Linked DNA regions of Homo sapiens: region 2 is linked to region 1. The links are chromatin contacts, found by Hi-C or POLR2A ChIA-PET in ENCODE. All regions are on one chromosome and are shown on one strand. The core of a region is the stretch at or near the end of the contact, and the rest is flanking DNA. Distances in the headings are between cores, read along the strand shown. Region 1 has its middle 31 kb from the start of BCL10. Region 2 overlaps DDAH1 (dimethylarginine dimethylaminohydrolase 1).

Evidence for each region. Hi-C counts contacts between places; a loop is a spot of excess contacts on that map. ChIA-PET counts read pairs that join two places held with the same protein, here RNA polymerase II (POLR2A). Pooled maps may share reads with other maps.
Region 2: a loop to region 1 is called in a map of endothelial cell of umbilical vein, with 6 times the contacts of the local background. The contact joins two enhancer-like sites. A Hi-C loop is called at or near these places in 14 of 168 maps with a recorded cell type or tissue (Caco-2, HCT116, HepG2 and 11 more), 3 of 37 single-sample maps with no recorded cell type and 14 of 50 pooled maps. POLR2A ChIA-PET finds 5 or more read pairs at or near these places in 7 of 52 experiments (AG04449, BJ, MCF 10A and 4 more).

The regions. Positions count from the first base shown.
Region 1 is chr1:85,304,552-85,310,525 of GRCh38, forward strand. No RefSeq gene overlaps it. Among named protein-coding and RNA genes, the nearest start is that of BCL10, 31 kb to the left of the region's middle. RefSeq lists an enhancer at 3,635-4,135. Within about 2 kb of position 3,749, at least 3 of the 41 ENCODE cell types and tissues checked have a DNase peak (open chromatin) inside an H3K27ac peak, as active enhancers do; they include Panc1 and endothelial cell of umbilical vein, where a contact is called at or near this core.
Region 2 is chr1:85,341,638-85,347,611 of GRCh38, forward strand. All of the region lies in intron 4 of DDAH1 (dimethylarginine dimethylaminohydrolase 1), which reads right to left. Among named protein-coding and RNA genes, the nearest start is that of BCL10, 68 kb to the left of the region's middle. Within about 2 kb of position 2,287, at least 8 of the 41 ENCODE cell types and tissues checked have a DNase peak (open chromatin) inside an H3K27ac peak, as active enhancers do; they include Panc1 and endothelial cell of umbilical vein, where a contact is called at or near this core.

The sequences.
Region 1 (5,974 bases), core at 2,499-4,998:
AGGAACCATGATTTCATCTTCCTCATCTTTTTCCTCTTCCTGCTTCACTTCCTCACCTGCAGCCTCTCCAACATCACTGTAATCATTACAACTGTTAGAACTGTACCATTGAGCACCACCAGGGCCAGATATCCCACATGCATCTTCTGTTTTTAGCCCCGACTCCAATCCCAGGAGGTAGGTATTATTGTCTCTATCTTTTGAGAAACTGAAGCACAGAATGGTAAGGACCTACTTCATACTGTTGTTGTAAGGATTAAATGGGATAATTCACATAAAAACATCTGGCTCAGTGCCTGGCAAACAGAAAGTACTCAATAACTATATTAGCCTTTATTGCTGTAACAGAGAAGAAAACCAAGGTTTAGAGAGGAATGGAGATTTGTCAGTGTTGGCTCCAGAATTCACATAGAGGAGGGGTTTATCGTGGTGACGGGGTGGTGGGGGCACTGCTCAGGGAATTGCCTTGATGCTGTGTTTGCATGAAAAGCACACATATTAACTTAGATTGTGATAAAAAATACCAAAAAATTCTCATATGGTTATATTTATACTTTACATAAGTGTGAGAACTGTCCATCACGATAATGATTATTATCATCACTTGGGACAGCTTGGGAACTCATGGAGGTCACAGCTGTTTAACATCCCTCCAAGCTTCCCTTTGGTGCTACCACAGTAATGGGCCAAGCAAGTAAATGACAGAGCCAGGATTTGAGAGCAGCTCTGATTCTAGGTCCCACATCTTCATTGCTACCCAGTACGGTCTCTGTGAGCTGGCAGAAAACTTGGCTAACCAGAGGTTTGCTTTTCCCTCCCACCTGAGGAGCTGGGGGTTGCTGTGCTCCCTAAGCTTCTGTGAAAGCTCTGTACCTACCCAACAGCTTCTCTTCACTTGCCTGTGACTCTCCGTGGGGCCTTCGTTATTTTATTTTATTTTATTTTTTTGAGACAGAATCTCGCTCTGTCACCCAGGCTGGAGTGCAGTGGCGCGATCTTGGCTTACTGCAACGTCTGCCTCCAGGGTTCAAGCGATTCCTCTACCTCAGCCTCCCAAGTAGCTGGGACTACAGGCACGCACCACCACGCCTGGCTAATTTTTTGTATTTTAGTAGAGACGGGGTTTCACCATGTTGGCCAGGATGGTCTTGCTCTTCTGACCATATGATCTGCCCACCTCAGCCTCCCAAAGTGCTGGAATTACAGGCATGAACTACCGCACCTGGCCCATTGTTAATATTTTTACAAGCAAAACTGAGGCACAGAAACCCAAAAGGTAGATTTCTCTTTCTTGCATTTTCTGAGCAGCAGAGACTTTTTAGTAGGTAAGTACAATTAAGTCGAGCCGGATCTCTTCACTCTGCTCCAGATTGTTCTGGAAACCTGTCTCCCAGCATTAGGGCAGCTCTCCAGTCAGCCCAGCAGGCTTGCTAGGTGTGACAGAGTCCACCTAATCAGAACTTTTTTTTTCTTGTTTTTACCTCCAGTAGGAAGAAATCAGAACTTTCATCCTCCCCTGGAAGGGCCCAAGGTGCTGTCATAGTCTCCTGACAGACAGCAGTAATTGTACAGCCTTCCTGGCTTTCCCCCCAAGGAGTCCTATTGGTTTTGACAGTTTCTGGATAACTGTGGTGACAGGCAGCAAGATTGGAATTTTACAAAGGTTTCTCAAATCTGTTTGAAGAGAATATCAGGATACCAGTTTGTAAAAGCCTGTCTCTGATCCTGACCACAGGTAAGAGTAACTCTTAGTTAGCTCCAAATGAGAATCTGAGCCCGCCCCATCTCTGGGGAGACAGCTGGCTGGCTTCATTCTCTCCCTCACTGATGGGTCTATTCATCTCTGGGTCACCAAATATTTACTGAGCACCAACTATGTGTCAAACATCATACTTAGCACTGGGGATGCAGTGACCTACTTGGCTCCTAACTCTAGGAGCTCACTGTCCTCTATAAAGGACATAGATGTATAATGAGACAACTACTATATGGCTTGGTGCAATCTCGGCTCACTGCAACCTCCGCCTCCCGGATTCAAGTGATCCACCTGCCTCAGCCTCCCAACTAACTGAGATTACAAGTGTGCACCACCATGGCCGACTGCTTTTTGCATTTTTAGTAGAGACAGGGTTTCGCCATGTTGCTAGGCTGGTCTCGAACTCCTGACCTCAAGTGATCCACCTGCCTTGGCCTCCCAAAGTGCTGAGATTACAGGCATGAGCCACTGTGCCTGGCCTGTATTTTCTTTATATTGGACCCAGGTATGTGCATTTGTTCATTTGTCCATTTTTGCAGTTTTAAAACATCCTGAGCACTTACCATTTCCTGTGTTAGTTCTTGTGCTAGATACCAGGATCTTGTGCTAGAAAAGGCTGTTTCTGCCCTCAGCCTCTACTGTCTAGTGGGAGAGCAGCCTGGCACAAGCAACCAGAAGGTAGCGTGGCCGACAGGTGCTGCTACTGCCAACTGGGAGGGCAATTGCATGTGTGCACTTGACTGGGCCATGGGGTGCCCAGATACTTGATTAAGGTGATTTTGTGTGTGTCTATGAGGGTGTTTCTGGTTAAGATCACCTGTGAATGAGTGGACTGAGGAAAACAGAGCCCTCCCACTCCCAGTGTGAGTGGACTTTATTGTCTGTTGAAGGCCTGAATAGACTGAGAGGCTGAGTAAGGATGGATTTTCTTTCTCTGCCTGGCTGCCTTTGGGCTGAGACATTGGTCTTCCTCTGCAATCAGATTTGAACTGGAACTTACACCATCATCTCTCCTGGATCTGCAGTGTGTTGACGGCAGATCTGGGACTTGTCAACCTCTATAATCCCATGAGCCAATTCCTTATATTAAGTCATATATATTGCATATATAGTAATTCATATATATGAGATATATATTTTTTCTATTGGTTCTGGTTCTGTTTCTCTGGAGAACTCAGAGTAATACACTAAGCAATGGTGGGAGTCCGTGGGAGCCCTGAAATGTCTTGCGAATTGAACAAGAGTGCACTTGCAAATTCTTTACGCATTTGAAGCCTAGACTAGGGCAATGAGGACTGAGTAAGACTGCAGAAGGGTCTAGCTGGCCTCCTCCCCACCCCTCTCCTCTCTCCTCCTCTGTCCTCTGCTTCCCTCCCTTCCTTTCTCCTTCCCTCCTCTCCCCTCACTTCCCCTCGCTTCCCTTCCCTTGTCCTCCCCTCCCCATTGCCGTTCCTCCCTTTCTTCTCCCTTTCTCTCCCCTTGCCTTCCATGCCTACTGTAGGCTCTCATTATTCTTAGATTCTTTCTTTTCCCCTGAAACACCTGCTACCAGGTAAGGGTCAGATGAACGTATTTCACACTAAGATATAAATAACTAATTAGAGTGTTGCTACCCATACCTCAACCCTAGAGCTTGGTGATTTTTTTTTTTTCCAAAAAGGGAACAATCCCTTAGCTAAAGAGCCGCTGCTCCAGGGGAGGAAACGTAGGCTTGGGCCCAGAGATAGGTGGCAGCAGGGGTTTCTGGCCACGAAGCCTTCAGGCCTTCCCAGGTCCCAGCGTGTGTGGATCTTAAAACACCCCCTGCCAAGGGCTTTGATTCCAATTTTGGTTTCAGCTAATTGGTTTCAGCTGAGGTGGGAGAGGCCACGCCTCAGGATCTGCCTAGGCCAGGACTGGGAATGGGTCTCCCAGGTGACTCCGCGGGCCCATAGGCAGGCAGATCCTGGGAAGACGCCCTTTACTCAGTAAGGAGGGCCCAGGCGTCCAAAGCCCACCAGGGGGCAGCGGCGGCATTCTTAGCCCCACTTCTCCGCGCTCAAAGGCCGGCTGAGAAAACGCGAGTGACTACCCGAGGGCGCTGTTACTCCACAATTTTTCTGCAAAAGCTAAGGTCGGCAAACATGGATATTCGGATTTCCATTGTTTTTGAGGCTAAATCAAAAGATGCCTCTGGGGAAAAGGGGCAACATGCACTGTCGGATCGGCATTCATATGGAAAAACAGAGGTAGGAAACATTTTATACATTTTGAAGATACTTTGATGTGCAGTAATTTTGAAACTTTCGTAGGGCACCTGTTTTTCAATGGGCGGTGTAGAGTAATGCTGCCAAACACAGAGTTTGAGCCCTAGTACCACACCCACTAGCGGTGTGACTTTTCCTGGTGACTGAGTCTCTCTGGGCCTCAGTTTTGCATAGGGGACTTGTTCCGCCCCTCCTTGTCCTAGGTGTAAATGCTGCGTTGGTGTTGCACTCATAGGCTCACCTGGCCAAGGACCAGCTTCTGTCTATATTACTCTCAAACTTGCCACTTGGAGCATATTTCATTCTCATCCCCTTTGCCTTCACACTGCTATTCACCCCAGTTCAGAAGGGCAGAGCAATGGCCAAAATGTAAGACTGGGGTTGGGACTGTGAGAAGAAAGGAACAATTGCCAGTTAGCAAATTATTATAATGGCCACGTGGGCTCCAGGGCTGACATAATGAGGAGCTTGGTATGTGTGGTAATTACACACACTTGAGTTGAGTCTTAGGAAAACATATAAAAGAAACGTTATTTTCTTTTTTTCTAAAGGCTATGAAGGTAAGAAGCATTCCATAAGCAATTATTATGCAGCACTATTTCAAGGGTTGGGCTCTGTCAATGAGTTTTAACCACTAAAGAAAAGGAATTCTAATTGGGGGCGAAGGTAGTTTTAGGAATGGCAGCTTCGGAGTTTTGTACTGACAGGTGCTGGTGAAAAGCTGATTAATCCCATTCAATACTATAATAGGCTACATTTGTATAGCACTGCATAGAGTACCAAGTACTTTTATATAAATCCTCTCATTTGATGTTCCCAACCACCCTTTGAGATATGAAGAGGACAAAGAGAATTATTGCTGTCATTTTAAAAACCAGCTTTATTGAGATATAATTCATATACCAAACACTTCACCCATTTAAAATGTGCAATTCAATGATTTTATGCACGTTCACAGATATATGCAACGATAACCACATCAATTTTCATCACCACAAAAAGAACCCTCTACCCTTAGTTATCACTCCCTTTTCCTCCCTCTCCTCCCTCCTTGCACCCTCCCCTCCAAAGCAATCACTATTCTATTTTCTGTCTCTACAGATTTACTTATCCTGGACATTTCATATAATATGTGGTCTTTTGTGACTGGCTTCTTTCACTTAGCATAATGTTTTCAAGGTTTATTCATGTTGAAGCATGTTCAGTACTTCATTCCTTTTTACACCTGAATAATATCCCGTTGTATGGATATTTTTGTTCATCTCTTCATCAGTTGGCATCCATTTCATTTATCCATTCATTAGTTGGTATACACGGGTTGTTTGCACCCTTTGGTTATTTTAAATAATTGCTGTAAACATTCATGTACAAGCCTTGGTGGGGGCATATGCTTTCATTTCTCTTAGGTATATTCCAGGGAGTGGAATTGCTGGATCATATGGTAACTCAATGTGTAGGTGTTTGAGGAACTGCCAGAGTGTTTTCCACAGTGGCTACATTTGACATTCTCATTAGGAGGGTATGATTTCTCCACCTCCTTACCAATGTTTGCTATTACCTGACTCTGATTCTAGCCATTCTAGTGGGTATGACGTGATATCTCATTGTGATTTTGATGTGCACATCCCCGATGACTGATGATGTCAAACATCTTTCTCATGTGGCTGTTGGCCATTTGTATATCTTCTTTGGAAAAATGTCTCTGATCCTTTGCCTGTTTTCAAACTGTCTTTTCTATTATCAAGCTGTAAGAGTTCATTATGTATTTTAGATAGAAGTCCCTTATCAGATATATAATTTGCAAATGTTTTCTCTGGTTCAGTGGGTTATCTTTTCAGTTGTTTGTTTTTTAAGAGATGGGATCTCACTTTGTCACCCAGGCTGGAGTGCAATGGTGAGATCATAGCTTACTGCAGCCTCGAACTCCTGGGCTCAAGGGATCCTCCTGCCTCACCCTCCCGAGAAGCTGAGA
Region 2 (5,974 bases), core at 1,037-3,536, 36 kb after region 1:
CCCCGTCTCTACTAAAAATACAAAAAATCAGCCGGGGAGGTGGCGGGTGCCTGTAGTCCCAGCTACTCGGGAGGCTGAGGCAGAAGAATGGCGTGAACCCGGGAGGTGGAGCTTGCAGAGAGCCGAGATCACGCCACTGCACTCCAGCCTGGGTGACAGAGCGAGACTCTGTCTCAAAAACAAAAACAAAGAGAAAAACAAAAACAAAAAAAAACCCCAGATGTTCCATCACTTACAGGCACTGAAAGGACAATATCACATTAAGATTCTACAGTGAGCCCACTCTGAAGTGATCCTTACCACTAGTGCTTTATAATTATATGGTTGCTACTTTTTGCCAAGTAGTTGTTTGCTCCATCCTAGGTTTAAGACACAGCATTTCACCTTGACTGGCTGTTATAAAATTTCCAATGGGAAGGAACAACACTCTCGATTCCTACTGAGGCTAATTCAACTTTGTTTTTTCAAGAAGAGAACGAGTATAGGAGATAGGGGTCACATAGGGAGAGCTGGAGGCAGAGCAAGAATGACAATCCATGAAATGGATTCTAAGTTCTCTGCTTTGTCCTCATGGGCATTTTGGCCCTGTAGGCAATTATGCTTCTTTAGTAGAATCAACATATGATTATTATTTTAAAAAGTAAGGTATTCTCTAATATCAGTAATAGTGTGAAGTTTAACTTTTTTCCCCCTTTTTGGCATATATCTTCACACAGTAAGATCAGGTCCTGTTGTTAGGTTTTTCTATGAGTGTGTGTGTGTGTGTGTGTGTGTGTTGGAGGAGGAGGTATGGGAATATGAGTCAAATGCAAGCTTCCTGTTCTCAGAAAATGATAACATTAGTGATTTTGGTAACTTGGAATATTTTAATGAGGAATTTTAGCATGTCAAATGGATTAAATCATGGCATCCAAATTATTACCCAGTTAGGTATTATATTTCAAGTTTATACAATGTTTAATTCTGGGCAGGAAAAACCTAAGAAGTTTCTAGTTTTCTATGGCTTTAATTTGAATACTTTCTTTACTTTTACTGCTAATGTAATCGGGATATGTTATTTTGCACCTGTATGACAAAAACGTTGGCTTCTTCAGGTGCACATTATTCGGGATTGTAAGCTGGGCACTTTTGGAAGTTGCAGATATCCTTGAAAGCAGTGGCTCTCAACCTTGGCCTGTGCATTAGAATCACCTGCAGAGCTTTTAAAAAATGCAGATGCCTGGGTTCCATTCCAGACCCAGAATATCAGAATTTTCTGAGATAAACCCAGGGTAGTATGTTTTCAGAAAGCTACTCAGATGCCTTTAAACCACTCTCACTAGGAACCACTAATTTAAGGTCACTTATAGACTTTTTCTTTCAGAAGTTAGAGTCTTGGGTTGAAAGGCCCCTTATAAGGCTATGTGGCCAACCATCCAACAGATGATTACCCCTACAATATCCTATAGAGTCAGTTTAATACTTTTTGATGGTCTAGTATATACTGGACAGGATGAACAGCACTTTTAAATATAATTTATTCCTTTTTCCCTTTGACATTTTCTTGAAAGCCCAAAAGGAAAAAAAAGCACATTATTCCCTTTCTCCTACTTGGCCAATTTTGACTTCTTCCTGCCTTGGGACTAATGCTAAAATTCAGCATGGCTGTTTTGGTGTCATAGCTTCAAATTATTTATTGGCTTATTATGCCAAAACATTTTATTTTGGCCACCCTAGCCTTGTTGGCATACAGCTCTGGGAATATTGTCAGATGAGGCAACTGCTGCCAGGAAAAGGAGCATAAACAGTTGTTACAAATTCAGAAGCTATTTGGTTTTGTGTTTTAATTTCTTAATACACGCATGGCAGATTTAAAAAAATCATTGTTTTGTGGAGCTGGTGAATACAACAGCCAGATAGTAAGACAAAATTAAACCTACAATGGGATTGTCAGTATGCCTTTCATAGCAGAGACTCAAAGTGGAAAATCTTGTGGCTACACACTATAATTCCCTGTGACAACAATAACTAAAAATGCAAAGTCTTTATTTTTTCCATTTCAATCACCCTGTTGATATGAGCTAGTTAGTTCTCATTCTGTCTTTTGGGTTTTGCTAGTTGTCATTAAAGGAAATTCCAGGCAATAAAAAGCATATAAAATCCAAACACATTAAGGGTTTTTCCATCTTCATTTTTTATATGACCATCTATAAAATAACATGGACATTTTTGGACATAAAAGCAATGCTGCAGCTGAGTCAAAACAAGAGGAAATACAGTCTGAGTGATCTCTATTATATAGTTAGTCATTCAAAAGAAAAACAGGCTGTGTGCTATGCAATTTAAATGAGGTACAAAGCAGCTCTTGTGTTCATTCAAGGAATGTTAGAAATTCAGTTAGTTATTTCAGGAAGTAGATAAGAAACCTAAAAGACATTTCCATTGAGATGCATTGTGAGCATTTTAATTTAAAATTACAAGTCTATTGAAAAACCACATACTGTATTTAAGCTCCATTTACATGACAAAGGCACAAAAAATGGAGTGGTGATCTCATAATTCTTTTCTTACCACGTCCTTGTAGTATTTTTATTAAAAGTATTTTTAGGTAATAATTTATTGTGATACAAAAGAACAGAATTACTAATTTTAAAAAAGTCCACCAAAGAAAACTATAGCTGTATCCCATAAATATACACAAATGTAATATATGAAAAAAATGAAAACAAAAACAAAACAAGACAAAACAACAAAAAATTCCTCTCCCACGGGGTTAGGAAGGTGAGGATGCTCCTCCTGCTGCCCGGCCAGCAGATGGCACAGTCCTGTAGCCGGTCAGTGCTGCAGTCCCTCCCAGGTGGGGTCAGCAGCTTCCTCCTCTGAATAGTTTCAGGAAAGTTTTAGCTAAAGGTACCACCTCCCCTGACCTCCCTCCCTCTCTCCCTTCCCTCCCTTCATCCTTCCCTCCCTTCCCTCCCTCCCTTCATCTTTCCTTCCTTAAGAAAATTTTTTTTTCTCCAATTGACTGGAAGAGTGAATGCTACCAATGAGGTCAAGTTAAAAATCATTACTGAGAATTACTGTGAGTCCCTCCTGAGGCAGATATTACTATCTGTCCTCCTGTGACGATAGCATGTAATTAATCCAGGTTTTTGGAAAAGAAGGCAATTTCAGGGATGGATCTAGAAAAAGAACAAGGTGAGATGTGGTATAGATTTACTCTTTCTTATGTCTTTTTCCCCCTTAATTAAAAAAATTAAAAACAGGGTAGTCTGTGGAAAAGACAGTCATCATGTAGAATGGTAAAGCAGGGGGTTAGGAGTTAGGCACACTTAGTTATTGGAGAATTATTTCTGTAAGTCAATCATAGCCTACTTCCAACAATGTAACATATATATTTTTCCTAAACTTTAAAAAATTAAAGTATACAAAGTGTAATATATAAAGTATAACACACAAAGTGGCCCTCTGGACCATGACTGCCTCCCTTCATCTTAAAATAACTATTATTCTGACAGGTAACAGTAGAGAGTAGCTTTGCCTCTTGTTTAACTATGTGCATGAAAGAATAGAATATTTATTCTTTGGGGGGGTTGGCTTCTTTTGTTCAAACTTTGGAGTAACTGGAGTACTCATCTTTTTAGAGAAGGCAAACATTCCTTCTGGAAGAGTACAAACAGGTCTAATGCCTGTGTGCTAATTAATTTGTCTTACATTATTTTTTTTTTTTTTTACAGGTAGAGGGGTATGAAGGTGAGATGCAAAGTTGGGAGAAAAACTATAGGAAATGCAGGTTGCTCTAAAAACTAATTTGGCCTAAATAATAGTATTTCTAGGATCAGACTTGCTGTTAAATATCTAGCATTTGTTCAAACCAACCTAACTTCTAGTACCTTTGCCATATGGATGGTAAAATGCAGTAATAATGTCTTCCTTTCTTCTTTCCCTAGATTGGTACCCTGTATTAAATGTGTTGTGGTGGCCAGGCCTGTAATCCCAGCACTTTGGGAGGCCGAGGCAGGCAGATCACTTGAGGTCAGGAGTTCGAGACCAGCCTGGCCAACACGGTGAAACCCCATCTCTACTAAAAATTCAAAAATTAGCTGGGCGTGGTGGCGGGTGCCTATAATCCCAGTTACTCAGGAGGCTGAGGCAGGAGAATCTCTTGAAAGTGGGAGGCAGAGATTGCAGTGAGCCAAGATCAAGCCACTGCTCTCCAGCCTGGGCAACAGAGTGAGACTCCATCTTAAATGAATCAATGAATGAGTGGATGAATGAATTTATGTGTTCTGGGCTTTTTAGCTGAGAATTGCTAAACTCTTCCTAGATGGATGATTTCATTTAAATATACAATGCACACACTATTAACTCTACTATAATCTCAAATGGCAAGATGATGATCTCCATAAGAATCCACTTCATTAACCAAGAGTAGATTGCAACCCATTACAAAGTATTTCAAATGCAATAAAACTACCCAGAAACCCTTGGGGCTCTCAGCTTTACCTAAACATGTAAGAAGTAGATTCTGAAGGAACCAAGTACTCAGAGAGCAGTGACAGAGGTGAGAAGTAATCAAGCTTTCGGTGTGTAGCACAGGAAGGCACAATTCACCTCTGTTTAAGTAATATGCCCTTTAAAGAGATGCCCAAGTGACCAGGGACTTCTCTACAGAGGAAAGAACTGAGACATCAAGGTTTACAAGGGAAAAAATAAATATCTGGTACCAAACTCACACCTATCCTGAGACTGCTCAGATCCTGGATACCAGTAAAAAATGGAAAGTCAGGAGATAGGTGGAAAGACACGGAAGGAGCAGACAAGCTCGGCTAGAACCAATCTATGGCAAAATAATTAGAAAAGGTTTTCTAATTAAAAAAGAAGATTCAGTATGGAGTAGGTTGGGCAACTGGGGCCAGGGGAATCAGGGCCCAGGAAACTTGTTTCTGGAACTGTAAGATCCCACTCAAAATGATTATTTCATCAGGTCTCAGTATTTTGAACTGTAAAATGGGAAAAACAAAGCCAATACCACTTTTATCACTTATAAGTGATATATTTGTCTCTATTCATCTGTCTTCCTGCCTGTCTATAATAACATGGAGTATTTATATTTCTATGTTAGTTAGCAATTAATAATTGCCCCATTAGATCTAATTAAATGAAGGAGCTTCTGCACAGCAAAAGAAACTATCATCGGAGTGAACAGGCAACCTACAGAATGGGAGAAAATTTTTGCAATCTACTCATCTGACAAAGGGTTAATATCCAGAATCTACAAAGAACTCAAACAAACTTACAAGAAAAAAACAAACAACCCCATCAAAAAGTGGGCAAAGGATATGAACAGACACTTCTCAAAAGAAGACATTTATGCAGCCAACAGACACATGAAAAAATGCTCATCATCACTGGCCATCAGAGAAATGCAAATCAAAACCACAATGAGATACCATCTCACACCAGTTAGAATGGCAATCATTAAAAAGTCAGGAAACAACAGGTGCTGGAGAGGATGTGGAGAAATAGGAACACTTTTACACTGTTGGTGGGACTGTCAACTAGTTCAACCATTGTGGAAGACAGTGTGGCGATTCCTCAAGGATCTAGAACTAGAAATACCATTTGACCCAGCCATCCCGTTACTGAGTATATACCCAAAGGATTATAAATCATGCTGCTATAAAGACACATGCACACGTATGTTTACTGTGGCACTATTCACAATAGCAAAGACTTGGAACCAACCCAAATGTCCATCAATGATAGACTGGATTAAGAAAATGTGGCACATATACACCATGGAATACTATGCAGCCATAAAAAAGGATGAGTTCATGTCCTTTGTAGGGACATGGATGAAGCTGGAAACCATCATTCTCAACAAACTATCACAAGAGCAAAAAACCAAACACTGCATGTTCTCACTCACAGGTGGGAATTGAACAATGAGAACACTTGGACACAGGATGGGGAACATCACACACCGGGGCCT